7 separate regions of the Homo sapiens genome follow, and regions 1, 2, 3, 5, 6 and 7 are each linked to region 4. The links are chromatin loops, found by intact Hi-C in ENCODE. Cell type or tissue: chondrocyte. All regions are shown on one strand.

What was found. Peaks named below come from ENCODE experiments on the same cell type or tissue, not always from the same donor. Only the 100,000 strongest peaks of a DNase experiment are listed, where the experiment ranks them.
Region 1: it touches region 4 in a loop (5-fold over the local background); 3 of 110 quality-filtered maps call a loop at or near these places.
Region 2: a loop joins it to region 4, with 10 times the contacts of the local background. A loop is called at or near these places in 29 of 110 quality-filtered maps.
Region 3: a loop joins it to region 4, with 12 times the contacts of the local background. A loop is called at or near these places in 61 of 110 quality-filtered maps.
Region 5: it touches region 4 in a loop (4-fold over the local background); 20 of 110 quality-filtered maps call a loop at or near these places.
Region 6: a loop joins it to region 4, with 9 times the contacts of the local background. A loop is called at or near these places in 37 of 110 quality-filtered maps.
Region 7: a loop joins it to region 4, with 6 times the contacts of the local background. A loop is called at or near these places in 61 of 110 quality-filtered maps.

Annotation. Positions count from the first base shown.
Region 1 is chr5:7,591,274-7,595,273 of GRCh38, forward strand. The region is part of intron 3 of ADCY2 (adenylate cyclase 2); the gene reads left to right. Among named protein-coding and RNA genes, the nearest start is that of ADCY2, 200 kb to the left of the region's middle. In chondrocyte, CTCF peaks have their summits at 1,849 (motif pointing left) and 2,055; no DNase peak of the experiment used is centred here.
Region 2 is chr5:6,835,314-6,839,313 of GRCh38, forward strand. LOC105374641 (a long non-coding RNA gene) reads left to right here. Exons shown (of 3, transcript XR_925740.3): 3 at 1-421. Among named protein-coding and RNA genes, the nearest start is that of MIR4278, 9.4 kb to the left of the region's middle. In chondrocyte, CTCF peaks have their summits at 2,387 (motif pointing left) and 2,612; no DNase peak of the experiment used is centred here.
Region 3 is chr5:7,753,157-7,757,156 of GRCh38, forward strand. The region is part of intron 15 of ADCY2 (adenylate cyclase 2); the gene reads left to right. Among named protein-coding and RNA genes, the nearest start is that of CFAP90, 96 kb to the right of the region's middle. In chondrocyte, CTCF peaks have their summits at 2,032 (motif pointing left) and 2,247; no DNase peak of the experiment used is centred here.
Region 4 is chr5:6,764,334-6,768,333 of GRCh38, forward strand. It overlaps LOC107986401 (a long non-coding RNA gene), which reads left to right. Exons shown (of 2, transcript XR_007058681.1): 2 at 1-728. LOC102724943 (splicing factor 3A subunit 2) reads left to right here and starts at 1,979. Exons shown (of 5, transcript XR_007059141.1): 1 at 1,979-2,030. RefSeq lists an enhancer at 1,383-1,677. In chondrocyte, CTCF peaks have their summits at 1,542 and 1,758; a DNase peak (open chromatin) is centred at 2,412.
Region 5 is chr5:7,814,419-7,818,418 of GRCh38, forward strand. It overlaps ADCY2 (adenylate cyclase 2), which reads left to right. Exons shown (of 25, transcript NM_020546.3): 23 at 2,448-2,562. Among named protein-coding and RNA genes, the nearest start is that of CFAP90, 35 kb to the right of the region's middle. RefSeq lists a silencer at 418-712 and enhancers at 782-1,319, 1,556-2,284, 2,285-3,012. In chondrocyte, CTCF peaks have their summits at 2,050 (motif pointing left) and 2,254; a DNase peak (open chromatin) is centred at 1,998.
Region 6 is chr5:7,391,010-7,395,009 of GRCh38, forward strand. It overlaps LINC02142 (long intergenic non-protein coding RNA 2142), which reads left to right. Exons shown (of 4, transcript NR_183263.1): 4 at 282-895. It overlaps LOC107986403 (a long non-coding RNA gene), which reads right to left. Exons shown (of 2, transcript XR_001742597.2): 1 at 3,067-4,000; 2 at 1-2,965. Among named protein-coding and RNA genes, the nearest start is that of ADCY2, 3.1 kb to the right of the region's middle. RefSeq lists an enhancer at 3,679-4,000. In chondrocyte, CTCF peaks have their summits at 340, 1,602 (motif pointing left) and 1,820; no DNase peak of the experiment used is centred here.
Region 7 is chr5:7,744,158-7,748,157 of GRCh38, forward strand. The region is part of intron 15 of ADCY2 (adenylate cyclase 2); the gene reads left to right. Among named protein-coding and RNA genes, the nearest start is that of CFAP90, 100 kb to the right of the region's middle. In chondrocyte, CTCF peaks have their summits at 2,156 (motif pointing left) and 2,377; a DNase peak (open chromatin) is centred at 1,885.

The sequences.
Region 1 (4,000 bases), 830 kb after region 4:
TAACTTACTACTCCTAAGATGATACTCTTGCAATTTTTGTATAACACCACCCTTTCAGCATAGGTTCTATCAGAAAGTTTAAGAAAGTAATGATCACATTTATGATTCTGCACATGAACAGGACAGGTGATGTGAACATACAGTCGGGAAACTTAAGTTGGCACCTCCCATCCATGGGCTACTTACCATGAATGAGTCTTCTGAGGCCTTTTATTTTAATTTGATCATTTTCAAACTAGGTCTAATATTTAATGTCTCTTATCTGTCTACCTCAAAGTACTAAAAATACTCATTTTGATCATGTCGATGGTTATACAGCAACTGTATAAGTCTCCATCCTTCCTATAATACTCTCTCTAGGGCTAGAGAGTTAGAGGGAAGAAGTGGGGCACCACATCTCAGCCATGAGCCCTCAAACCAGGAGAGCCAGATGTTCCAGCTCTGGGCAAAAACCCAGGAAGGCAATCCACGCATAGAATCAAACACACCTAGGTTAGAAGTCATTGGATATTATGCCTCTGAGTTTTTGCCAAGGACTAGTAAAAATGGTGTTTCATTTTAATTTATTTGCATTTTCCTGGCTGCTGGTGAGACTGGGTTTCTGTTTACACATTTACTGGCCATTTGGATTTCCTTGTCTTTGAAGTAAATTTTTCAATCTTCTTATCCATAGCATTGTTTTCCTTTTCAATTTGTAGAAGTTACATATTTAATAGGAATGTTTAACTTTTACTTTTAATATGTGTCACAAGTATATTTATCCAAGCTTGCCATTTTTCTTTTGCCTTTGTTTACAGTGGCATTCACTACTCAATTTAAACATGCGGTATGCACATATGGCTCTTTCTTCTTATTGCCTTTAGGTTTCAGTCTTGTTTAGAAAAGTATCTCCCATTGCCAATATTACAAAGAGGGTCGCCTAAATAGTTATTAGTGTATTTTTGCTTTTTAATTCAAATATAATTCATCTGGAATTCATTTTTAAATATTATGAAAACAGACTCTAGAAATGTTTTCTTTCAGATGGAAGCTGATATCGTTGGATGAATAAAAAAAGATTCTATAGTAAAAAAACTTTGTTATTAATAATGATGGGTGAACTAAATGAGGAATAGATTAAAATAGAATGTTTCAGCACCTATAGGCAAATAAAATATAATTCGATTGAAAGAAAATAAAATCTGGAGACATGGCAATGGAGACTCCCAGTGGGAAGACGTAATGCCCAGCAGTGCCCATTCTTTCCTACCTATTGTACTAGGGGAACTGGAAAAAAAAATGGTAAAATTTACAAAAAATAAAAAGTCTTGAGAATATATAAGAAAACTATAAGATAAGTAAAATAGTAAGGAAGACCTTCCTTCCGTGTAATGATAACATACTGTGAAATCAAGGTTGGTATTGATGCCAAAACAATCATCAGTTAACTGTTACCCTGTCAATAAACATAAACAGAGGAAAATTCTGAAGGAGAGAAGTTTTGGAATAAATTAAATTTGAACAAAAACTGGGCTTCATCTTGTACCAGGCAATGAAGAAAACCCTCCTTTAACTGTGTAGAACATGAAGCACCCCCCAGCCCACTACAGCACCTCTATTAAATAGTAATGAAGGATGACTTATTTCCTTCAGAAGACAAAACTTAAGGAAAAAGAGAATTCCTCCTGGGATTGTGCGATTTACCATGTTGTATGTGATAGAATGCATAGCTTGAGGTTTTATGTTACTCACGTTTTATAGGTAGATATTTTTGGCACCAAACCTTGTATATCTGAGAGATAAAATGCACATAGGTTTGGGGACCAATAGCAGGAGGGAGAGCTGTGGAAGCAGCTGCCCAGCGCCCTCTGGGGGATGAGCGCAAATCGAGGAAAACCTTGAAGGAGTGAAGTTTTAGAATGAAGTAAATTTGAACAAAAATTCTGGGCTTCATCTGGGACTAGGCAATGGAGAAAATCCTACTTTAATTATATAGAGCACCAAAGACACCCACACACAACCCACGCACAAAAGTACCTCTATATTATTTCAGTGTAAAGTGTGAAACTAGCTCATGAACAGGACATGTGACAAGAAAGTGAACTTGTCTTGCAGGAGTTTTAATTAAAGAGGTTGTTGGCTTGATCCTGGCCAAGGCCGTTCGCATGCAAACAGAAAAGGCGTGGAGTCTGGGATCTTCCTCTGCCAACCCCATGAGCGTATTCATTTCTCTCCTCCTGTAATGTCACACAGGACTTTGTTACCAACAGGGATGGAGCGTAGGAGAAAGAAGGAAAGGATAGGATGAGAAAAAAAAAATAGCCAAAATCTGCTAAAACTCACTCAAAAAGAAGAGACTGGGACTGTCCTTGTTATGGAATACTGACCCAAACAGATACATATCCATTCAAAAATATCCATTCAACATAGATTAGCTAAATGCCCCCAGGTCCTTTTTCAAGATGTTGGGGAAAGCTATACATACAAATGATAAAAACTCTGTTCTCATGACACATTCTAATTGGGGGAAGATGAGACAATAGACAAACGTGAAAAAAAAAATAACATGACAGAGTGTCACACTTCTGTAAGAAGAAAAGTAAAGCAGGAAACGCTATACAGAGCTGGAGAGAGGAGATGTAAAAGTGTCATTTGAGCTGAGAACTGAAGGATGCAGATACTTGGGTTAAGAGAACTCTAGGTACAAAGTGCAAGAAAACCAGTGTACAGTACAAGAAAAAGCAAGCCAGCCCTGAGATTGGAGAGGTGGACGTGGGTGGACCACAAATAGCTTGGGAAGTGTGTTAAAGGCGCTGACTTTTGCTCTGGGTTGATTTGAGAAGAATTATGAGTAAAAGAATGACATGGTCTGACTTTCATCCAATCTGGCACTGGTTACAGTGCCGAGATGAGACAGGTGGAGACAAGGACAGGGCCTCAAGGGCAGTTTAGAGGCCACTGCAAATCCAGACGAGAGGTGATGGTGGCTTGGACCTGGGCATTAGTGATGGAAGTGGTAGGAGGTATTCAGTATGTGAGCCACACACATTGAAATATCTAAATACACCAACTAATCTGATGTGGAGAATGAGAGAGAGCCAGAGGCAGCTCATAGGACCCCAAGGTTTGGGGGATGTTGGGCAGATGTGTACCAGGTCAACCTTTGAAAGTAAAGGAAGTTGAGAAGCTCAAATACCATTCGAGAGAAAGCTCCAGATGTTTTCTAGCTTTTGAAACAATAAACAGTATTTTGCTGAAATGTCCCAGTTTGTAAGTAGCCAGGAACTCTTGTGTGACCCTCTCCACAGCACCTTCCTTGCACATTGCAGTCTTTAATTAGTTATTGACTTAATTAATGAGTTTATGCATTTGTTGTTATTGTCCCCAACCAAAACATAAATCTTGATGAGAGCAGGGGACTTGTCTGTCTTGTCCTCAATAAAATGTTTGATGAACAAATGACCAAATAAATAAAACGTCACCAGGTGGGTAGGATTTTCTATATTTGGGAAACATTCATCCAAAAGAAAGGATATAAAATTATGGAAGAAAAATATCCAAAGCTCTTATGTAAAGAGCTGGCCCCGTTAGCCTCTTAGACTAACATCATGAACCTTATTTCATAGCAGGAAGAAAGATTATGTCTAAGGAAGAACGGAGCCTCAAGGGCAGCTTCAAAGGACAGAGTCCAGAGCCTGCTTTTAAATGCTATCTGTTCATGCTTCTCTAAGCCAATTATTTGACATATTGGTATATCATTCTAAATTGGTTTGCCTTCCCTTCCCCTTTTAATCTGTTTTCTTTGTCCTTCAAGGCAAAGTGGTTTACAAAGGGATAGTGGTTTTGTTCATTAGCTAATTATAATTATTCCCTTATAATGACCACGTTGCAACAGGTACCCAAACACCTGATCACACCCCAGTGCAAGTTCTTTGAAATAAAGTAGGAATAAATTTAAAAACAATAGAGTTACTATTAAAGAATGAGTCAATACTAGCTTCGCTTTTCTTAAAATTAAATA
Region 2 (4,000 bases), 71 kb after region 4:
TAGGACTCCAAGACTGGAGATGTTCCTTCAGTATGCTATCTTTTGTATTCATGCTGGGGTGCAGACGGGGAATTAGAAGCAAAGCACTGTAGAGTCCCTTTTGGAATATTGACCAATAATTTTATAAAATGTACAATTTTATTCAAAATTAATCATAGGTCATTGGAGTGGATCTCATATGAGTGGCTTGGTGCTGTCCTCCCAGTAATGAATGAGTTCTCATTCTTAATTCATTCAAGAGCTGGTTGTTTAAAAGAGCCTGGTATTTCTCTTGCTCCCTCTCTTGCCATGTGACACGCCAGCTTCCCCTTTGCCTTCTGCCCTGAGTAAAAGCTTCCACACCAGAAGACGAACAGATGTTTGTGCCCGGCTTGTACAGCCTGCAGAACCGTGAGCCAAATAAACCTCTTTTCTCTATAAATTACCCAGTCTCAGGTATTCCTTTATAGCAATGCAAAATGGACTAACGCACCTGTCTACACCACTTAGTTCAATTTATTAATTATATTTTGGGGGTTGTTTAATCAGCATATGTTGGCCTTTGCATGTCAGCAATTGAATGAAGGTGATATTTAGTTGGTTTTGAGTCTTTGCAAGCGAAGACCTGGCATAAGTCACTTAAGACATCTTATTTCTATTTAGATCAGATTTCCCAAATCTGTGACACATATATAGATTATATATAATATATGATATATAATATTATATAATATATATTTTATTTATATATTATATATAATATATAATATATATTTTATTTATATATATTATATATAATATTTTATAAATAAATATTATATATAATATATATAAATTGAAAATAGCCTTCTGAGGCTTGCTGTATTCTGCCTGGACTATTTCAAGATTCCTCAAGAGGGAGATGAAGGTGGTTCCATGTCCCTGTGTGATGCGGATGCTGCAGGATGTGGCCCCTCATTCTGGGAGCTCCTGGAACTCTCTGAACTTCTTACCCAGGCTGTTCTGGTGCTAGAAAATTTTTCTTTAAAGATAAGTTGAAAAATCTTGTTTGCAAACTGTCAAAGCCCCAGAGGCACCACTTTCTCTGAACATCCTCATCTGTAGCTAACATTTCTCTTGTGACAATACACCAGGTCTAAAATTCAATTTCCTGGTATTCTGACGTAAGAGCATGATGACGCAGGTACCATTAGACAAGGCCTAGGAAGTTTTGGCCAGGAGCAATTCTTTGTGTGATGGGTTGAAAAGAAAAGCCTCATGTAGATGATATTTAAGTATATGGAGCTATTGAGTTATCCTTTCCAAAAAGTGATACTGTTGAGAATACTTTTATTGAAGAATTAAAAAATTCCATGGCTATGACTTCCTTAAATTTTTAATCACTTATATAGCTATATTTGTGTTGTAATTTGAAGGAGATTGGGCCATGACCACTGGACAATGTCCAGGATACCCCTTGGCCATCTTGACCTGACCCTGGTCTTTAAATACTGAAAACCTTGGCATACTGCCATGCTTCCCAGCTCTTTGCCCTACTTGCCTACCAAGGGAAGCCTCTAGATACAGAAAACATGGACTGAAGAAGGACTCAGCGTTTCTCAGAGGCAGCAGTGCAGAGAAGAAAGGATGTGAAGCAAAAGGCAAATGACTCTAGAGAGGGGGTGAGTGTGTGTGTGGTGTTTGGACAAAGTTGAGGACAACGTGGCCCATGGCAATGAGTGGCTGGTGTGTCTCTGCCTTGTGCTGGGTGGGTCTGGCTGTGTGGCACTTGGTGTGGCAGGTGACTGAGGACTTTTGCACCCACCTTCGCAGCGTGGCCTGAGGAGTGTGCCTGGAGCTGGCTGGAGTCAGGGAGGCTGGGGATTGCTTATGGAAACCCAGGGGGCCTGGGCCCTAAGGCAGCAGTGCTCACTCACCTCCATCTCCCCCAGATTGGCAGCTGCTATGGGGGCTGGGGTGCTGCAAACACAGCTGGACCCAAAGTCTGAGTGTAAAAGACAACAGTGCACTTTCATGGCTGTGGCCAGACAGAGCAACTGCTCCTGGTAAACCATCAGAGAAATATAGATATATTCTGACAAAAATAAGAATCATCCTCTTCTCTCAGTTCCACACCCAGTGCTAACCAATATTAATGGTTATATTTATATTTGTATAACTGTTATTTTTTGGGGGTGACCTTTTCTTTTCAGTGTGGACAGTAATTATATGCTGCATTTCTACAGTTCTGGGAAGTGTGCCATGTTCGCTTTATCTGATTTACCTGCCTTAGGTCACCATCTCTGGAATGAGCCACGGAGGGTGAAGATGGGATGGGATGGATAAATGGGCTGGAGATCAGCAGGCCAAGAAGGGTCTGTAGCCCATCAAAATTGAGAGGGAAATCTGGCTCCCGCAGTGTCCTCCAGCGCCCTCTGCTGACAAAACTCAGCACCGCACCAGCGGGTGAAGGAGGAACGTTTGCAGGACCCAGAGCCAGGATCACAAACAGGCATTGAAGGGTGAATTTGTGGCTATAAGACAATATTTTAGTCAACACCACAGAGTGTAAGAGTGAGCATTCAGTAAGCAGTAAAGAAGACCAAAATCCTTGCCCCCCAAGGGCTTGCATTCTTGCCAGAGGAGACATGTCAACTCAACAAATAAGTGCAATGCACAGATGTGGGTGGTGATGACTGCTAAGGTGGGAAATGAAACAAAGGAAGTGGTTGGGAGTGCATGGAAAGTTTCAGTGTAGACTCCGTGGGGGCAGGGAAAGACTCCTGGACATATAGGCCTGACAGCAGTGAGGGAGAAGCACGTACCAAGGCCCTGTGGTGGGAGCATTCCTGGTGTTACAAAGGTAAGCAAGAGAGCCAGAGTGACTGGGGTGTAGTGAACATGGGAGAGATGAGGTCACAGAGGTAGCAGGCCTGAAGAGTGTGTGCATGTGTGTGTGAATATGTGCATGTATGTGCATGTATGACAATGTGTGTATGCATGTGTGCACATTTACGTAAATGCATGTAAATGTGTGTACAAGCAGTTGTGCAGGTGTGTGAGTGGAGGCATGTGTATGCATATGTGCACCTGTGTGAGTGTATGCGTGTGTGTGCACATGTGAACATGGCTACGTGCACATGGATGTGAACACAAGCATTTATGCATTATAAATATAGTTTATAATGCATAGCTTATACTGCAGCATGGCAAGCATAGTTGTATTATAAACAATGCAACTATGAGAACATGTGCACGTGTGTGCAGTGTGTCCATAGGCATATTTCTGCATGCATATGTATATGTTTGCGTTGTCAACAGGACTTAAGAATCCTTGTAGACCATTAGAGGAACACTAACTTTTACTGTGAGGAAAACAGAAGCCACTGGAAGTTTTTCAGCAGAGGAGTGGTAGAATTATCTCCATATTTTAACAGGATCTCTGCAGCTGCTGTGGTGGGAGACTTGGCTGTCATGGGTCAGGGCTGGGAGCAGGGGCTCCTGGAAGGAGGTGGGGGACAATAGTGGCTTGGCCCATGGTGGAAGCAGTGGAGATGCTGAGAAGCAGGCAGGCTCTGGATGTGTATTAAAGATAACACCAGCTGGATTTGCTGAGGATATGAATGGAGATAGTGATTGGTCTGAAAGTTTCTAACTGCGGGATTGTTTGAGCTGGTTATTTTTTAAAGGGGCAGGAAAGCGGCTCTTCCAGCAACTGCAGGATAAGATAAGAAAGAGGTAGTGAAATCACTTTTAGGAATCGCTCAGCTCATCTGTTATCTTCTGGAAGAGGGCAAGGCACCACCAGGGCCACTAACTGGTGAGGGAGGGCTCCCCCGGGCGATTGTGCTCATCCCGGCTGCTCCCTCTTGAACTTGGCCATGTGACCTAAGGATTCCAGATGAACATTGACATTTGATTTCATGTGCACCATCTTACAGTAGAATTTCTTACTGGCAGGCTAAACTGATCCCTGCACAAGAGAGATTATGTGTCTCCCTATCAACTTGAAAAATAAACTCAGGAAATTCAAGAACTCTGA
Region 3 (4,000 bases), 990 kb after region 4:
AAAGTGCTGGGATTACAGGCGTGAGCCACAGTGCCTGGCTAGGATTTTCCTATATATTTCTTCTTTTATTACATCTCCCACTGCATTTAGTATCAATCCCTTGTTTGTTAATGGATGAATGTGATATTCACATCCAAGTGCATTTCTAGAAGGTACACGGTGAGCTCACTGTAAGTAAGAGCCGATCATGGGGTTCAGTGAGATGATCAAGGAAGGGAGGAAACAGATGTGGTTGAAATTATGCCAGGAGTTAAACCAAAGATCAAAGAAAATGACTCCACTGACTGGGCTCACAGCAGGCATTTTCTCATTTTCAGTTGAATAGTATCTTCCAAATAAAGGCCAAAATATTTTTTGAGATGTTGTCATTTATAACATTTAATTAGGATGGTCGGAATTTTGATAAACATTTTTCCACCAGAGCCTTTAATACTTAATCAAAAACAGGATAAACTGAAGCCAATGATCATATCAAGAGCCAAGTTGTAATTTTTCTACAGAGCTACACACTGAATCAAGGGTCTCCATTTTTCTTAATCAGGTTCCTTCCATTTTAGAATCTTAGTCCTGTTTCTCCTCTTATCCCCATCATTGGTTTCTTCTGCTCCCCCCACCAGCTTGATCCTCCACTTCCTCTTTCATCCCTGTCATTGCAACTGTCACCTCTCTGTTCTCTTCTACTTTCTTGTCCTTGCCAGCAGCAATGCCTACCAATTTTTACACTTCAGAACAGGTTTACTTACCTTGTCACTGCTTGGTGACAAGGAAAGATACCGCCTGTCTCCCTGACCTCTGGAACAACACATTTGGCATAAGTTTTAAAACAATTGTGAGGGAGAACTTTGAGGTATGCATGGAAAATGCATGGGTGAATAATTGAACCAAGCGCATCCTGAACCTGTTGTGCCAAACCCATGTCTGCCAAACCCCCATGCGTCTAGTAAGTAGCTGCAAGTGCTGCCGATTCGTCATTTTGCCTGGCATGTCACACGAACAGAAAAAAATTCCTGCATATCTGCCCGGGTCTGTTTTAGTAAGTTACTAGCCTATGAGCAGAATATAACATATTCCTATTAGATTAGCATATTTGACAAGATTATCACCACGTATTTTTCTAAATCTTCAAACACAGTAACTTGTTTTAATTTTGTAATTTCAAAAATTTGTCTGTGTAATAACTAGCTAATATTTTACCTAATTGACAGTGATATGCAATCTTAGCTAGATGTACATTTTCCCCTGAAGTAATAAACTTTTTAAATGTTCTACTGTTAACATTTTCATTATCATATCTATTGATAATTTCTGTGTACAGAAATTATCATAATTTCACAAATATAAGAGCATTGATTTTAATAATTTTCTCTTAAAGGTACTAACTGTAGTCAATCTGGATGTGAATATATAAATACTGTCTTAATTTGTGAGAATCAAACCAAATGCCATTATCTAATGGAATCTGAGCTAGATGAGCATAATATTTCATTTGAAGCTCGGCTCTTCATATTGTATTATAGGTTGGTGCAAAAGTAGTTGCGGTTTAAAGGTAATGGCAAAAAACAAAACAAACAAACAAAAAAAACTCAGCTACTCAGGAGGCTGAGACAGGAGAATCGCTTGAACCTAGGAGGCGGAGGTTGCAGTGAGCAGAGATCGTGCCATTGAACTCCAGCCTGAGTGGTGAGAGAGCAAGACTCCGTCTCAGGAAAAAAAAAAAGAAAAAACAAAACAAAACAAAACAAAAAACCTTCTTCTACGGAACACAGATCTGACTGTGTTTTGTGATATTAGTATTATTAGAAGTAGCATGCATTAAACAATAATGATAACCATTCGTGGGTGGATGTTCTCTGGCTACCTGACCCTCTAAGATGCTGCATGTTCAGAGCATTAAGGGACATCTTGCTGCATGACAGATTTCCTGCCATCACCAACCCCTATCCAAACCTGCTCTTAAGTAGAAGCGTCAAGTACAGATCTGGTTCTTCTGTTGCCGGTGATCAGATGTCCTGCAGAGCTGGGCCGAGGGCGCCCCCTGCCGCCAGTCAGCAGTCCAGCTCTGGGCAGCCTGTGCGGCTGAGGGCAGCAGTGGCTCAAGCTCCCTGGTAGGTACTCAGAGAAATGAGACGAGGGCGCAGGAAAATCAGCCCAAGAAGTGAACCCGGAACCTGGTCCTGCGTCTCCCTCAGGGGGGCATGTGCGCTGTACACAAACATTGTTCATCTTTTCCTATCAGGAGCTGGAAGGAAGAAAAAAAAAAACATGGTGGAAAGGAGTAGAGAGGAGGAGATTTTGTTGTTGTTTACATAGATATAAAGGAAATAGGATTTTGGTCACTAAAATGTTTCTAAGAAACATTGTGTTTTCTTCATTGAAATAACAGGAAGAGCTAACACTTGTAAGTCCTGTTGCACGCACCTTCTCTAACTCGTTTAAACCTCTGCAAAGACAGAGGAGGCAGGTACTGTTATTATCCCCGTTTCAGAGAGGAAGAAACTGGGACCCCATTTCAGAGAGGATCATTAATTTGCGCAAGTTTCCCAGCAGTAGAGGTTTGAAGCTAGGCCATGGCTGATTCTTTAACCTTCTCAACTCCTCTCTCCTGTGTTTAGACGATCATTCAACTGTTGTATCAACATTGAACATACAGCAATGCTTAGGGCAACAATAATTTTAGGAACAATACAAAAATAAGATGTGAAAGAAGTAGAGAACTGAAAGCGCAGCCTATTTGTGCTGTTCAGGAATATTCTTTATTTGAATTTGAATTTCACTGATGTCACACCAGCTTTGTTTGCCAATAGGTTAACTTGGTAGTATCGATCAAAGGGCATAATTTATGTTATTCCTTCTTCTGAATTTCTTGAAATCATCACCTTGTTTTGTTTCCAAGACACATAGCCTTGGGACCACAGGCCCGTTAGTGTGAAGATAACAATGTCAATCCCTGGAGGACTTTTACTTCCTGCTTCTCATATCAGATAACGTATGCAAATTATGCCCACGCAGCATCTGCATAGGCAGAGTTGATGTCACCCACAGTTCAGTGGAACTCTGTGTACTGCTCCACACTCATACCTGGGAGAATATGGTGAGAATCCTTGGAAAGGTGGCCCTCAAGATGGGTGAGCTTATGCACTGAGACCCCATGGTGAATGGGGAGCAAATGCTGGCTGTCGTTCCCCAAAGATCTCAATTCCTTCTTGTATCAAAAAAGTTTCCCCAACCCCGATATGTATAGCCGCATATTCACAACAGCCAAGAGGTGAAGCAACTCAGTGTCCATTTTATGAATGGATAAAAAAAAGTATAGATCCATACAATGGAGTTTTATTCAAGCTTTAAAAAAGAAGGAAATCTTGGCATAATGCTACAACATCGTGATCTCTGGTGACATTATGCTGAAAGAAATAAGCCAGTCACAAAAGGAGAACTACTAGATGGTTCCACTTATAGGAGGTCTTAGAATAGTCACAGTCATGGAAACAGGAAGGGGAATGGTGGTTGCCGGGGGCTGGGAGGAGGGAGGAACGGGGAGTTGTTTTTCCATGGGTATAGAGTTTCAATTTGGTAAGACTGAAAATCCTAGAGATGTTACACAACAATGTGAATGTGGTTGTCACTACTGAACTGTACACTTGAAAATGGTTTAAAGGGCACATTTTATATTATGTGTTTCTAACACCGTTAAAAATTGTTTGGAGGGAAAAAAGGAGCTTCTCCGTGTGGGAGAAAACCCCCACAAGACCAGACGAGACCACACAAAGCCATCAAGCCTCGTGCCTGAGATTTTCAGACACCGTATTTGTAAGTTCAGGCGCCAAACTAAGTCTGTGGCCTGGGCTGTATTCTTGTAATCTGCTAATGCAGTGTTAAAAGGGTTAGGAGATGTGTTGATCGCTTGCCACATAAATCAGCTGAATAAATGATAACTTTCATCATAGCTGTGATCAGAGACCCAACACATCCCCCAGGGTGATTTAATTAACTGACATTTTTC
Region 4 (4,000 bases):
AATGTCTATGTTACATATGCGTAGAGCACTTATATTTGCATCCAGTTGGGCAAAATCATCTAACACAAGCTGATTTTATTAATATTAAAATTGATGTAATATATGTACATATTTTAGTACATGTGATAGTTTAATATGTTCATATAATTTGTATAGGTCAAATCAGAGTAATCAGGAGATCTATCACCTTAAATATTTCTTTATGCTAAAAACATTGGAATTATTCTATCTATTTTGAAACATACAATAGATTGTTATAAACTTTAGTGTCCCTACTGATCTAGAACTACCATGTGATCCAGAAATCTCACTATTGGGCATATATCCAAAAGAAAAAATTATTGAAGAGACATCTGCACTCCATGTTTTTTGCAGCACTATTGACAAGAGCCAAGATGTGGAATCAATCTAAGTGCCCATCAGTGGATGAATGGATAAAGAAAATGTGGTGTAAATACACAGTGGAACACTCTTCAGCCATTTGAAACACAGATAGAACTGGAGGCCATTATGTTAAGTGAAACAAGCCAAACAGAAAGGTAAATACTGCATGTTCTCGGATGTGGGAGCTGAAGTGGATCTTCTGAAGATAGAGAATGGACTGGTGTTACCAGGGGCTGGGAAGGATTGGGAGTAGGGGGATGAAGAGAGGTTGATTAATGGGTACACAATCTCACATAATGTATTGTATGCTTTACTGAAATAAAAACAGAATGGTTGTATGGGTACTCTAAGTATGGTTTCTCCTAAACACATACGGCTTCCACACCATCATAAAATTGAAAAATCATTAAGTCAAGCACTGTCTAATATAACTTAATACAATGCTAAGGTCCTTCATTTAATTGTAACATAAGTCACTCAAGTGTTGCCATCCTGGATGATTTTCTTGGATTTTTTTTTTTTTTTTTTTTTTTTAAGACAAGGTCTTCTTGCTCTGGAGTGCAGTGGTGTGATCACAGCTCATGGCAGCCTCATACTCGTAGGCTCAAGCAATCTTCTCATCTCAGCCTCCAGAGTAGCTGGGACTACTGGCATGTTCCACCATGCCCAGTTAATTATTATTATTGTTTTTTGTAGAGACGGGGTTTTGCCATGTTGTCCAGGGTAGTCTCGAACTCTTGGGCTCAAGCGATCCTCCCTCCTCAGCCTCCCAAAGTGCCGTGTGCCACCATACCCAGCCCCTCTTTGGTTTTTTAAAAGTGCCTGCTAGCTCATCAGCACAGGAGCAAGGCGACTTGGAGCCACAATGAGACAGATGATTGCCAGTGTTGTTTCATTTCAGTTCTTAAGTTCCTGCATGGGGTGCTTACTGATGAGTCTGTCTCTCCTCTCAGGTAAGCCAGGCCTCCATCCACTCCTGCACAGCAGGGAACGCTGCACGGTGGCCCAGGGTTCGTGGTGGGCACGCCGTACCCCTCACCCCCTCCACGTGGAGTCTGGCTGAGGGCTCCCTCCCGCATGCCAGGCCTGGCATGTCGGTGCAGGCCCTTGCATTTCTGGCTGTGCTGCGCAGTCTCACCCTTGAGAAGAAGGGGGCGCTGTTGCCTCAGCCTTGCAGAGTTTCTCTGTGGTCAAACCACCCTGCCAGCCTCCCTGCTGCAGCCGGCAGCACGTCACTCCATGCGGGAGGGGAGCCCCACCTAAGGTAGGCTGTGAATTAATATTTTTTAAAGCCCCAGGTATTCAGGTTTAAAAAAGGCCCAGGGACATGAGGCTGCAATTTTTTGCTCTATTGAAGAAAAGAAAAATCTGTAGAATTTTAACAGTGACAATGAGGTTGAAGCTACTACAGATGCTGCACCTTGGGGGTCTTGGGGTCCCTCCTGCTCCCCAGGGGAGTCCATCAGTTCCCACAGAGGGTCTGCTAGAATTGCTGAAATCAGACTCGCAGCCACCCAGCAAACCTGCACCAAGTTCTGGGGCCAATTCTGGTGTGGGCAGGGGATTGGTGGCCGCTTTGTCGTTAGGGTCCCCGATGTCGGACATGAGCTTGATGAGTGGAGGAGCCGGGCCCCATGAGGATGCTGGTCTGTTCTTCCCCAGAATCTGCCTATGGCTCAGCCTCAGAACCTCAGGAATGGAAACAGGAGCAGAGAGCTGTCTATGCGGGGAGGTCCTGGGTCCAGTTTCCATCTCACTCCCCGATGGGCTTGTGAACTGAGGCGGTGGCATTCTCTGCCTGGCCCTTTTGTCTGGTTGGAGAATGAGACCTACTGCCTGGAGCGGTGGGGCCTGGATGCAGGCCTTGGCGCAGGGCGCTTTGCAAACTGCCTGGTGCTTTGCAGATGCCTCTCACCGCAACCTTCCCCTCCAAGCCTGCAGCCTTTAGGACTTCCTGCTCCTCTGCTGCTCCCTCCCTCCCTCTCCCCTCGCTGGCACTCTCTGTCTGGCTGCCCAGGGCACTGACTCACTGGAGTGCCCCTGGCTCACCGCCAGCAGACATTTCCCTGTCACCGCCAAGGGCTGAGGAGGTGGCTGAGGCTCTGGCCCCGGAGCCTGGAGGCCAGGGCAGCTGCAGAGGAGCAGCTGGGTGCCATGCGGGCCTCTGGGAAATGTCCCAGACACCTGCCTTGGAAGCCCCAGGGGCAAAACAGCCACTGAACTCTACAGGAGCCCCACCCTGAGGCCACTTCTCCCTCAGGGAACCAGTGCGCTGTGTGGGGTGGAGCGAGTGAGGTCGGGAAGCTGGGGCCATGTCCGGTGACAAGGAGGATCCCTCCCGGACATGGGCGAGGCTGGGAGTGGGCAGCCAACTAGCCAGCCATGGGTCCTGGGAGCTGGCTTATTTTGGTTGTTAGGTTTATGGCCATATTAAGAGAACAGCAGTTTTGGCAAATGCCCTACAAGTAGACACTCAAAACCTACATTGGTAGAGAATAAATATTTCTTATTTTATCAGTGCAAAAGAACACAAAACTGTCTTTTCTCTCTCTCCACTCTTTTTTTTTTTTTTTTTTTTTTGAGACGAAGTCTTGCCCTGTCGCCCAGGCTGGATTGCAGTTTGCAATGGCACGATCTCGGCTCACTGCATCCTCTGCCTCCCGGGTTCAATCGATTCTCCTGCCTCAGCCTCCCGAGTAGCTGGGATTACAGACGTGCACCACCACTTCTGGTTAATTTTTTGTATCTTTAGACAAAGTTTCACCATGTCAGCCAGACTGATCTCGAACTCCTGACCTCATGATCTGCCCACCTTGGCCTCCCAAAGTGCTGGGATTACAGGCGTGATCCACCACTCCGGGCCCTCTCTCTCCACTCTTTAAAATAATCCTTGTCTCCTTTTTGCTGTGATTTCACGTCCTGCAGGTGGGAGGTACCAGCAGGTCTGGACAGGCGGGACTTGCCTTGTGTCTTCCAGTCTGGACTGGCTCCATGGCTACCCTTCCCACAAGGCCTCCGCATTGGTGCTGGGGAACGAGGCAGCAACTTGATCCTCAAGTTGCTCTGATTTGTCCTTACACAGTAGCCCTCTTCTCTAGCAGGCATGTCAGGGTGGTCAGGAGACAGGAGGCGGGGGCTGGGGAGGGGTTAGGCCTCAGCCCGCATGGGGGGTGTCCTCTGCAGGGAGGTGAGCAGCTTAGCATCTGCCAGCACCAATCATTCTGTGGGCTTCAGGCTGTAGCGGGGCTCTAGTTGCCTGCTTCCTGGCCCTGGAATGACTTGGGTACGGGGAGTGTTGGCTGGATGTGCAAGAGTCAGATAATGGAGGTGGGTGGGAGATAGGGCTGAGATGTTTTGTCCCCTCCACATATGTTGAAATGTGGCCACCAATGCTGGAGGTGGGCCTGCTGGGAGGTGTTTGGCTCATGAGGGCTGATGCCTCCTCAGTGGTTGCTGCTGTCCTCGTGGTAATGAGTTCTCACTACGAGTTCACGCAAGTTCTGGTTGTTTAAAGAGCCTGGCACCTCCTCCCTCTCTCGGGCTCCTTCTCTCGCCAGGTGAGGCACCTGCTCCCCCTTTGCCTCCTGCCATGAGTGGAAGCTTCCCAAGTCCTCAC
Region 5 (4,000 bases), 1.1 Mb after region 4:
GTCCAGTAGGCAGAGGCCAGGGATGGTGTTAAACACGCTGTGATGTGCAGGACAGCCCGCAAAGCAGAGAATAACCCAGTTCAACCCAGTTCAAGTGTCCATGGTGCCAAGGCTGAGAAACCCTGCGTTACTGCAATCCCCATGCACACTCCTTATTAAACACTGTGTGGAGCAGATGAATAACCCCTTCTTCATTTTCCTCTCCCCTTTAGCTACCACCTTAGTAGCAGCTTTTCTCTACCTTGCTGTCACCTTGAATAGGTGCTTATGTCTACAGTCTCCATCTATCTTCTCACCCGTCCCTTCTGAGTCACTGAGAGTTGGGCTTTCTCTTCACTTTCCGTAAAGGAAAGTGACCCAAGGTCAGCAGGTGGCTCCTCTTTGTCCCCGGACCTTTCTTCATCTCTGATTTAGCTCCCTTTGGGCTCCAACGCTCATCTCAGAAGTCACTGCCTAAGGCCCGCAGCAGCCCCAGGTTCCATTTCTCCTGGTCTCTCAGCTGTTTTCCAGCGTGCCTTGCTGGTTCCCCTCCCCCCGACCCATGTCCTAGCCCAGGGCATATTGCCAGCTCAACCCTCTGGTATCCCACTCTCCTTTCTTCCCTTGGAGCCCTCACCTGCTGTAGTGGGCACATTCACGATCCTTCCTGGGTGCGTGCTTCTCGAATGCACAGCGGTCAGCTTTGACCTTCCGCCAAAGCCTAACCAGTCCGTGTCTGCATTCCTCCCAGCCATTTCCTCTTGGTGATCCCACTGCCAACCTAAGTATAGTTATTCAATAGGCATTTATTGAGTTCTTCTTCTTTGTCAGGGACTTTATTCTGCTGTGGAGACACAGATTAATAGAGCAAAGTCTCTACCCTGGTGGAGCTCACAAACCAGTGAGGGATGCCGACTTGAAAAGACACAAGGCACTGGCTTCCGTGCTAACACGGACATCCATTCGGCCAAGCAGCCATGCCCGGCAGGCCTGGGACCGCATGTCATTGAAACCCCGAAGGCCCAGCAGCCCAGCAGGCAGGCTGGAACAGAAACCGTGCTCCACCCCACTTTGGTGCACAGAATCGTTAAGTATTGGGGGAGCAGAAACCTTCAGGACATTTAAAGGAATTAAATGAATTCTACGCATATACTAATAATGTAACAAAAAATAGAAACTTTTAAAAAGGTGAAATTCCAAATATAAATATAGTAAGTGCTACAAATTCATGTTAAATATAAACAGGTAACAGGAATGATAAACAGAAATTAATAGGAAATCTGCATAGAAATGTTCACTTCTTCCCACTGGGAAATCTTCAGGACTTCTCTCCTTCAGCTCTGTAATTCCCTCCTCCTCGTGGGATGACACAGCCCTCAAGGACGAGTAAATGAGGAAATTGTTACCCTCCATATTAGTTTGCTAAGGCTGCCATAACAAAGTACTGCAAACGGGGGACTTAAACCACAGAAGTTAATTGCCTCGCTGTTCTGGAGACTGGAAACCAAAGATCAAGTCGTCAGCAAGGTTGGTCTCTCCTGAGGCCTCTCTTCTCCCCCTGTCGGGCCTCTTTCCTTCCTCTCCTTGTGTCTTCACACGGCCTTCCCTTTGTGGGTGACTGGGTCCTAACTGCCTCTTCTTAAAAGGACACCAGTCATATTGGATTAGGGCCCACCCTTATAAGCTCATTTTATCTTAATCACCCCTTTAAAGACCCTATCTCCAAATATGGTCATATCCTGAGAGACTGGGGTTAGGACTTTAACATATGAACTTGGAGGGACACAATTTAGCCTAAAATCCTCCATTTCAAGGCCTAAGAGGGCAAAAGGAGGGGGATGTTCCCAGAACTAGAGAGAGCTGCAGTGCAGAGACAGTAGCTGCCACCCGGGGCAGTAGCCCTTGTCCTCCGTGAAGAAGACTGACCCCTGTGGAAAGCCTGCGGTGAGCAGGGAAGAGGAGGAACGAGGCCCCAAGCCTCCTCCCTGCTCTCTTTTTCCACTGCACCTCCCACTGGGCAATCGCCACTGGCAGCCCAAGGACAAGGAGCGGGCACCCCCTAGCGGTCAGGCCACCAGAGCCAGAGCCCCGCAGAGAAAGGCAAAGGCCGGCTGTGGAGGGGAAAGGAGGGAAGAAGGCGCCAGCCCCTCCTCAAAGCCAGCTTCCCTTGGTGATTTCTGGACTAATACGATACAGGTTCCCCGTGGTCAGCCTTAGCCCGCATGATGCGTTTGGCCTGAGGGGGCCTGAGACACGGAAGTCAGTGTCTTCTAGCACCTAACGTCTCCCCTTGGCCACACAGTGCTTCCTTGAGATGGGATTTGATTCTTATAGAATGTTTGCAGTGCCTTGTAGCATTAGAATTTGCCTGCATTCCTTTCTGCCTAAAGCTCAGGTTTGGGACAAAGGGGAACAGTTTCCAGCTGTGATGCTCTAACTTCCATCTGCCTGTGTGTGTTTGTTCTCAGGAGCCCGAGCGGCAGTACATGCACATTGGCACCATGGTGGAGTTTGCTTTTGCCCTGGTAGGGAAGCTGGATGCCATCAACAAGCACTCCTTCAACGACTTCAAATTGCGAGTGGGTACGTTCTGCAAAAGAGGTCTCGGTTTCAGTTGTGGCAAAGATGTGGAATAAGGAGTAAGTCAGGAGATATTGATGATCCTTTCAGTGTTGGAGTAGAACAATTACAAATGCATCCCGTTGCAAGACTGGATGACAGAAGGAAGGACACTTTTGAACAAATTAGAAAAAAAAAAACCCTTTGATTGGACCTAGGCTACCTGCACTCAGTCAAGGTCGCGTCTACAAACACGGCACGCACAGCCTTGAGCCATCCTGCGTTGCTGATTCACTGTGAGACATCCACTAAGAGCTGCTACATTATTTTATGGGCTGTTGCCAATTAAACTGGGACCTGCCACTAACTATAAGATACACCCATATTTCAGAGATGTAAAAATATTTTCTTTAAAAAAGTGGATCTTAGAATTGTTGCAATACAGTTCCATCTTCCTGGGGCCACAAGCTGTAAGAACACCAAATGTGTCATAGGTTCTGAAACAGCGACAGCTTTTCCGATTGTGTTCAAATCCTAGAGAAAAAAAAATCCAGCTTTCTTTATAATATTGTTAAAAAATAACCTTTAGGCCTGGTGCAGTGGCTCATGCCTGTAACCCCAGCACTTTCGGAGGCTGAGGTGGGAAGATCACTTGATTCCAGGAGTTTGAGACCAGCCTGGGCAACATGATGAGACCCCATCTCTACAAAAAATAAATTAGCTGAGCTTGGCGGCGCACGCCTGTAGTCCTAGCTACTTTGGAGGCTGAGGCGGAAGGATTGATTGAACCCAAGAGGTTGAGGCTGCAGCAAGCCATAATAGTGCCACTGCAATCCAGCCTGGGTGACAGAAAGAGACGCTGTCACCAAAAAAAAAAAAAAAAAAAAAAAAAAAAAAGTAACGTTTACTTGGTTGAAAACAAAGGCTTCCTGATTTCTAAATTTTTAACAGACTTTAAGTTGATTTTTTTTAGCATGTTTCATGACTTGCCTTTTACAAATTGTTGTTTTTTTAAATGTGTGTTTTAAGCCATCAAGTCAACACACAGCTTGGTTGCGATGTGTGCAGTTACTTGCAACCATTCAGAGTTCTAAGAGCTTCTTTGACCATTTTATGGTTTTCTTGGCAACACATTTTGCTTCTTCTGAGAGTCAGTTTATATAAGAGCAGTTCAGGCAGCAAATTCTATCTGAATGGTTTTTAACGCTCTCTTACATACAAATTTCAACTTTAAAAAGAAATCTGAATATTTAAAGCCATTTTCTTCCTTTGCTATGGGTATGTCCTGAATGTCATTTAAATCCAAAATATGTTACATCTCTTTCACAAATGAGATGTGTTTCTCCACTTGTACTATTAGTTGTCAGTGTTTAATCATATTTTTCTTTTTCTTTTTCTTTTTTTTTTTTTTCTTTTGTGAGACAGAGTCTTGCTCTGTCACCCAGGCTGGAGTGCAGTGGCA
Region 6 (4,000 bases), 630 kb after region 4:
AAAACATGTGAAGTGGCTTAAAATCATATGTTGGTTGAATTGAATGAGAAAGGTGAAATTGGACAAAAACATGCATGAACTATATCTCGGCATGGTTCCATAGAGGCCATGTCTTGTCCCTCAATAAACATTTTTTTTTTAAATTTTAGAGCATAATTAAGTTACTCCTTAATGACTATTTTAAGAGACACTAACAAGGGTATAAAAATAAAAGCCAAGGTATGTGAACTTTCCATTTACGTAAGCTTGCTAAATAAGCCCCTCTTCCTGCACCTCTCTAGGCAACTGATCCTGAGCACACGTCTCCATGGCGGCAGGAGTCATTGCTTTTTAGATCACGTTCTCCGAGCAAGAGCCGAGAAATCGATATCTCTCACAAGGCTGTAGACGTGCTGGAACTGATTAGTCATTAACCTATTGTCACTCCTCCCAGCGCTCATGGAAGGAGTTGCAGCATGTCAATGGATTTTAAAAGAGTACCAGGATTAAACTTCTCCATGGCAGTGGGCATTTGTGAAAGGTCTGTTCTGAAATACCAGTACCATCTTCTCACATGTTAAGGGCCAAAAATCTCAGTAAGTCACTCCAAATCAGGTTTTACAGATGATTTTTTGAAATATTGATTCTGGTATTGTCCCTGAAAATTTAATTTATCAAATAAGCCAATTAAGAAGCGTCTTTTAAAGGCACGTAGGGACCATTCAGCACTGGATGGACAAGAAAATGAACATATTAATCTTACAGTCAGCAACGTTTTGTTGATGCTTTGGAAACTGAACTGCAAAGGAGTACTTAAATGAACTGAAAGAGTTAATTTGACTTCTAAGAGCCATAAACTGGCTTGGGTTGGGTGGATTCTGTATTCCCAGACTCTGGTTCAATAAAAATGTAAATGTTATCTGGGTACACAAAGCATATTTCATGGCGATAATGAATCTGTTGACATACTGTTCATACTTTATTATATAAATTTTAGTAATGTATTTGCCAGAGAGAAAAATGAATACACAGGGAAAGACTCTGTGCTCAGCTCTACAATCTGCCCCAGGTTGGCTGGCACACGTTCGCTTCTGACCTTGGCGCAGTTTGCTGGGCTGCCTTGATTTAATCAATCAGAGCCCTGTGGATGTTGAGAGGAACACGACGGCGTCATTGACTGAGCTAATCTAACTGGATTTGAAATAGGAGCTAGAAGATGGGTTATTTTTAAACCAAAACCCACTGATGCATAAACCTATCCTGCAGCGTGATTGCTTAGATTTATAATCGATTAGGTGTGTCTTAGTGTGTATGTAATCCCTGAGAGGTGACCACATTAGGAGGGGATGGGCTTGAGTTCGCAGGCAGAGGAGGCCTTCTCCTTTGGCTGGCCTGCCGTAGGCTCTGCCTGCAGGCCCAGAATGGAGTGCTGTTTAGTGTGACCTGTTACCAGCATGGGCTTTCTAATTTGCAAGGCCGCGGGCAAAACGGACATGCAGAACCTTTTGATCAAAAATTTTGAAGAATTTCAGGGTGGTGACAGCAGAACCTTAAACCAGCTGCACAAGTCACAGATCCAAAAAGTCAGCCTTGCTTGCTGGGTTATGAGGATAGAGGGCTGCCCTCTAGCGTTACAGGAAAGAGGAATTCTGCTTCCTGATGTTTGCTTTTTATTTTTTCTCCCACAGGCCCAGTTAGAGATTCCCCAGCAGGTTTCTTTTTGCAACAAATAAATTGCTACAGAGTAAATATATGGGAGAACCTCTTGCTCTCCAGGCCTTACCCTTGGAGTGGCAGCCCTGCTACCCAGAGACACAGAAATGAACCAGAGGTCTCCTTTGGGGTCCCTTTAGTTTCAAGAGTCCATATTTCACGCTCCTGGCTTTGTACTAAAGGACGTTTTTCATTTTACTTCATATGGCTTGTAAGTTATTATTTTGTTTCTTTTTTTCTTTTTTTCCTTTTTGAAATACAAACTTGTGGAGAACTTTTTAAAAGGCATACTTAGTGCAATCGATTCTAAAACATGAATACAGAAACTGTAATGATTGTACTGTTTCACTTTTTTTGGTATTAAACATAAAGCAATGACAGAAGCCCGCATAAAAATAAGCATCAAAACAAAACAAAGATCAAACAAAGCCTCAGAGAAGCACTGACATATTCTTCATTTTTATATTATTTTCCTTCTAAGTCCTGTGTCTATGATGATGAAATTTAAATTGTAGTGTTCAGGAGGAAAGGAGGAGTAGGAATGTTGATTTTTGTTCCTGTTTCACTTCTTGTAGCCTTACTTTTCAAAGTAAATTGGAAACTATTACAAGGGTCCCAGGATCCCTGTCTTTCCCACGCCTTCACCCTGCCCCCTTCATCCAGCACATGGTAGGCACATAATGTTAGTTTAATAAACTAATGGAAGGATGAGTGAATTAAAAAAAATTCAAAAAGATCAAGGGCAAAATAATCTCCATGTCATTACATTGTAACAAAATTTCTTAAAAGTCTTAAGACTGCCTTTACCATACAGAGAACATATATATGGTATACATACTGGATATTTAAAAGATTCCACTTCCCCACTAGGAAGAAGGAGACAGTAATTAAGCATTTCCTTTTCCTCATAAGTTTTTCAGCTCTTTTCGCATAAACCTAAATGACGGATTATTTATTTTTTCTCCCTTCTTGAGTGGGTGAAGACAAACATGTATCAATACAAGGGGTAAAGAAGCAGCAAAGATTGAAGAGAAGATGAATAATTAGTCTGTTGCTAGCACAGGAAAGGACTGGAAATGTGCAACTCTGCCCGCCCCAGAAAGACCAAGCACACAGCCGGAGGAAGACAGAACCAACACAATAGAAACCGTGTCCAGCTTCCCACTCAACCGTGTTTCCTTGGAAGGGATTGGGTTCTGGATATTTATACCGCGGATTCATCAGTGTTGTCTGTCATGGAAGCTTGCTCTCAGAACCTTCAAAAACCTAAAATCTGGGAGTATAGTAATCACATCCTGAGGTTCATAGCAAAGCACCGAGCCCAAAGCATCCAGCCCAGTGAGGTTTGGTGGGAGGGTCTGAGGTTGAAATTACCTGGGTTACAGTCACAGGAGGGTGTTGGAGTGGAGGGCAGGCAGGACAGGGTGGGGGCAGCAGTCCATAAACACTGCAGGGAAGAGAATTTCTTTCTGCTGCTAGGGCAGGATGACCCACGGTGGGAGGTGAGCCTTGGGACCTACAGGAGGCTTCAGGGGGACACCCCCCCACCCATTGCCTCCTCCTCCACTCCTTGTTTCCAGGTCCTCAGAAGGAGGGAAGTCCAGGGACCAGGGAGCCTGGTGGGGCCGGACCTGAGGTACTGCACGCAGCCCTGGGCCCAGTCTCCTCGGCCACCTCCCTGCCTCTGGTGTCTATGAGATCTGCGGGTGAGCTGTGCAGCTCCTGAGCCCTCATCCTTAGGCCCTGTGGGCACTGACGGATGCTAAAATGAAAACCTCTGGAAGGATCCGTGCCCGGCCTGGCCCTGTGCTCAGGGTAACGCAGCTACCTAGCTTACATGCCCTCTGCCAGCGAGGAGGACAGGACAGCCAGGGAGGCGGGGCATGGGGCCATTCGAGAAGGTTCTGAGGTCTTAGGTGGTGACAAGGCTGAGTCCTGAGAGCTGGTCATCTCCTGGAAGAGATGAAAAGTGCATGGAACAGCCCTCTGGGGCTGCCCTCTGGGATGCTCGCTGGTGGCAGGAGAAGGGAGGGCTCTTGTGCCTTGGATTCCTTGGGGTAAGGCTTTGGGGGAGGAGGTGGGATTTGGGGGCTCTTTGGGCCGGACCACACTCGAATAGGAGGAAACTTCCAGAAGGGTGGGTTCCTTTGGTGATAAGCAATGAAGCCCCTTCGGCCCCCAGGGCGAAGGCCAGCGGCCTCCGCTCCCACGCGTGTCGGGAGGGGACACTGTCCCTGGTGACATCCGCCCCCACAACGCTCCTGCCGGGTCTCTAGCGCCTCCTGCGTCCAGGCCCCCAAGGTGACAG
Region 7 (4,000 bases), 980 kb after region 4:
GGGAGTTGAACAATGAGGACACATGGACACAGGGAGGGGAACATCACACACTGGGGCCTGTTGGAGGGTGGGGGAAAAGGGGAGGGATAGCATTAGGACAAATACCTAATGCATGCGGGGCATAAAACCTAGATGATGGGTTCATAGGTGCAGCAAACCACCATGGCACATGTATGCCTATGTAACAAACCTGCACATTCAGCACCTGTATCCCAGAACTTAAAGTAAAATTTAAAAAAAAAAGTAAACCTAATACATTGCTACATCCACTTTCAAGCTATAAAATGTTGGAGTAGTTGAAGAAAGCATACGTTAAAATATCTTTTATTAGTGTTTAATTTAAGCCAATCAGGTTTAAATGCTAGTTCTGGATATACAGATTAAACCTAAAATTGAAAGTCTAAAGCAAGTGTTGCTAGCTGGCCATGAGTCTATGAGAGCATCGTAAGGATGCAAACAATGGGATAGAAGGCCCTGAAGATAAGCCACTGTTTCGTTTTGTTCAATGGAGATGACCTGGGACAGAGAGGCCACTCTGAGCTTCTCAGCAGCTCTCTTCCTTGCCCCCATGGGCATTCTCAAGAGAAGCTTCAGAGATTTTTTTAATAAAAATTTTTACATGATAATTAATAACCTATTATAAAAAATAAATAGAAATGTTCTTTAAAATATTTTTCAATGGATGCATTTTATATGAGTTCTGCAGTTACAGACTACAGTCTAGATATTTTCACATTGTCAAAATTATGATTTCTTCTGCTGGTTAGACTGTAACAACGCATTTAGATGACACCGCCAAGGAAGCCTCCTGAGGTTTGTGGCCTGTCTGTTACCTCTCAGGAGTATTGTGGCTTCTATGAAAGAATTTTTTCTCATTCTGCATGCGTTTATAGTTTGCATCTGTGGCTTTATTGCAATGTTGTTTTGCTTTTCATAAAACACACTACTACTGCTAGCAACAACATCAGGACAGCGCGATAGTGGCCTCTTAGAATCCTCGTCCTCCCTTCAAAAGCTCTGAAAAGTGGCAGTCCTGACCCCCACGCTGTCCATTGCATTCCAGTCTGATGTGCTGAAAGGCTTTGGCCAAGGGTGGTTAAGATTCCAAAGCTTGTCTCTGCCTTTCCGCAGTCGACTGTAAGCACTTTGTCCTCTGTGCCTTATACCTTTGCAAACTTGTGTGGATTTTGTTTACTGTTTGATAGTTTAGATGTTTCAAATTGTATTGAAAGCTCTTCCAAAAATGGGACTGTGGCTTCTGCTTTACCCAAATGCACACATAGCATCTCGATTCTCTGAAACCCCCTGAAGACATTGTGGGTTGTATAGAGGAGGGAAGACCCTTGGTTAATATGAATCCACTCCGAAAGGCCCTGATGGAACTCTTTGGCAAAGTTTGAAAACGCTTATTGTAGAAAGAAGCCTGGTTTTCTATGTTCCCGGAATCATCCCTCAGGTGGAAAGGCACACAGGCTCCCCTGCTCTCTTCCTTGCCCCCACAAATCTCCTGAAGCCCATGTCTCAGGTTTCCAAAACAGGAACCATCATTGGTGGTTCCATTGGAAATCCCAACCTAGTTCTAATTAAGTCAGTTCAGATCATTGTGACTAACTAGCCATATTTATCATTTTCTATCCCAGGGAATCTGGTCTTGGATATGGGGGCATGTGGTATATTTAGGGTATCAGGCTGACTTTTTTTCATTCTACTCTCTAAGTTGTTATATTAAAGAAACATAGAGCTGGGGGCAGAAAAAAATATCTCAGGAACAACTCTGCTGCGTCTGTGGGAAAGCATTGTTCCTCTCTGGTGCCTCCCTTTCAGCCTCGCTGGAATCCCACGCCCTGCTGCCCCTCTCATAGCTCCTCCTGTGGCCAGCCTGAGGCCCCGGTAAGCTGTCAAGGTGACACCCACAGCTCCTCCTGCCCTCCCGTCCCTGGAGCTTCCCAGGACCCTGGCCTCCACAGGCCACATGCTAGAAAGTTCTTTTTGACTCCGTGGTATCACAAAGGGAAGATTTCAATGCTACAAATGCATTGGTGCTTACCTCCTCCTCACAAGAAGCCTGGATGGTGTCAAAGTGCCCAGGAAGCCTAGACGTGGCGACACTTGGTCCTCCTAAACTTGATTCCATAAGATCCGTGAATGAGGCTCCCTCTAGTGGCCAGCTGCAATTCCTCCTCCTTGGATGTAATCCATGAAAAAAATCAAGAAGGAATTCTTTTCACTTTAATAATAGGTCCTTTTTTACTGTTTAAATCATTCTTTAAGGATTTTTTAATTTGCAACATCAAATATATTGGTGTACAGCCAATTTAAGAAGGCTTAAGTGCACTCTGCACTCTGCCATCCAAATTCAGTCAAAAACTGCTCATCACAAATATTCCGCAGTGGTCGTGGAGAAACATTGTCACTTCCTAAGTGCTCATTCCCTGGCTTCTTAATAGCTTCCCAGTTGTGTAAGGTTTTATAATGATTTGCATTTATTATGAATTAAATACTGAGTTTATTAAAGAGTACTCAATACCCGAAACTTGCCTTCTATTAACGTATGGTAACTTTCTGAAAACTTCGATGCCAAAGACAGTATTTGTGCTCTAATACCAGCTTTCAGTTCTCCGTATGAAGAAATAACATAAAATGTAATACTTCATAAAGGAAGCTGAAGAGAGGTCAGCCTGGCTAATGTTTTCTTCCAAGAGCTTTGCCTCTGTCATTCTCTGTTGCACAGAAAGCGTAATGCCAATAAATCAAATTGATTGCTTGTTTTACAACTGGCCTTGATAAAAAGGTAGAAAAATATCAAAATAGGCAAAAAAAATGGTGATGATGAATTGCAGATTTTTTCCTGTTGATAGAAAAATCGTACAGGTATTTGTTCAGTGACATGTTCTCAAACACATGGCAGGCATTTCTTTTCTGTGATCATTATTTCTGTGAGAAGCCCAGCCCTCGCCTCCATCGGCCCCTTCACTCCCACCCGAGGCATGCCCCATGCTGGCTCCCTGCTACCCCCACATTGCCCAGGTCTCAGTTCTTGTGCACGTGGGTGGGCCCAGCCACCGGGCACCTTCCAAGATACCTTGAAACTGCACCAAGCCCTTCTTTTTACACCGTGGGACTGACAATCTGTGTCACGTAGCTTAGCCTCCATCATATAAGATCTCACTGAGACCTCTAAATTGTTTCTGTTTCCCCTTGAATATATAGAGTTCCTTGTACTGTAGCATTTTTATGGGGTCCTTTCTTACTTTCTCCTCTCATCCGGCTCTGGTTAGCACTCCCTCATCTCATGGAGGCCAACCTTTCTCAAGCCGAGTTAGGTGTCCCCTGCAGAACCTTCTCCAAATGTCCCAGCATGGGGACAGACTCTATGTGTCAATGATCACGTGGATGAGAGAAGGAATGTGAGTCAGTGGCCTTCATCACGCTGCGTCAAAATGCCTTGTTCACATATGCCATGATTCCTTGACTCTGACGTGCCTCCAGCTGTCTCCTCTGTTGGAAATTATCATCTAACTTTCATAATCCAACTCTGAAGAGCCCGCCTTTGCACCACCAACTCCTCTCATGCTGGCTGGCCGGGATTCCCATTTTGCGTTATTACTTTTATTCTTGTGGATGGAAAGATCTTCAGTGAGTTCACTGTAGCCCTATTTTGTTCATTGTACTACTTCAGGCACTTGAAAAACACAAGATAAATATTTAATATCAATCTGCTTGAAGGAATGTTGGGTTGCACCCAAGTGCGGTTTCCTGGTACCACTGCTCAGAAAACATTCCACCCCCATTCTCACCCCAACTGGACTCCTTCCGAACTTGAAGCTCTGAATCCAGCTCACAGTCATGGCATCCTGCTCCGCATTCTGGCGGGTTCCCAGCCTCTGCATCTGGGCCTGGCATCCTGATGTTCTCACTTGTTGGATCTCCTTAGACACCTCTGCCTCAGGTGCCTTCCTAGGCCCATATAGCAGCCCCTTCATCTCACCATTGCCAGCTA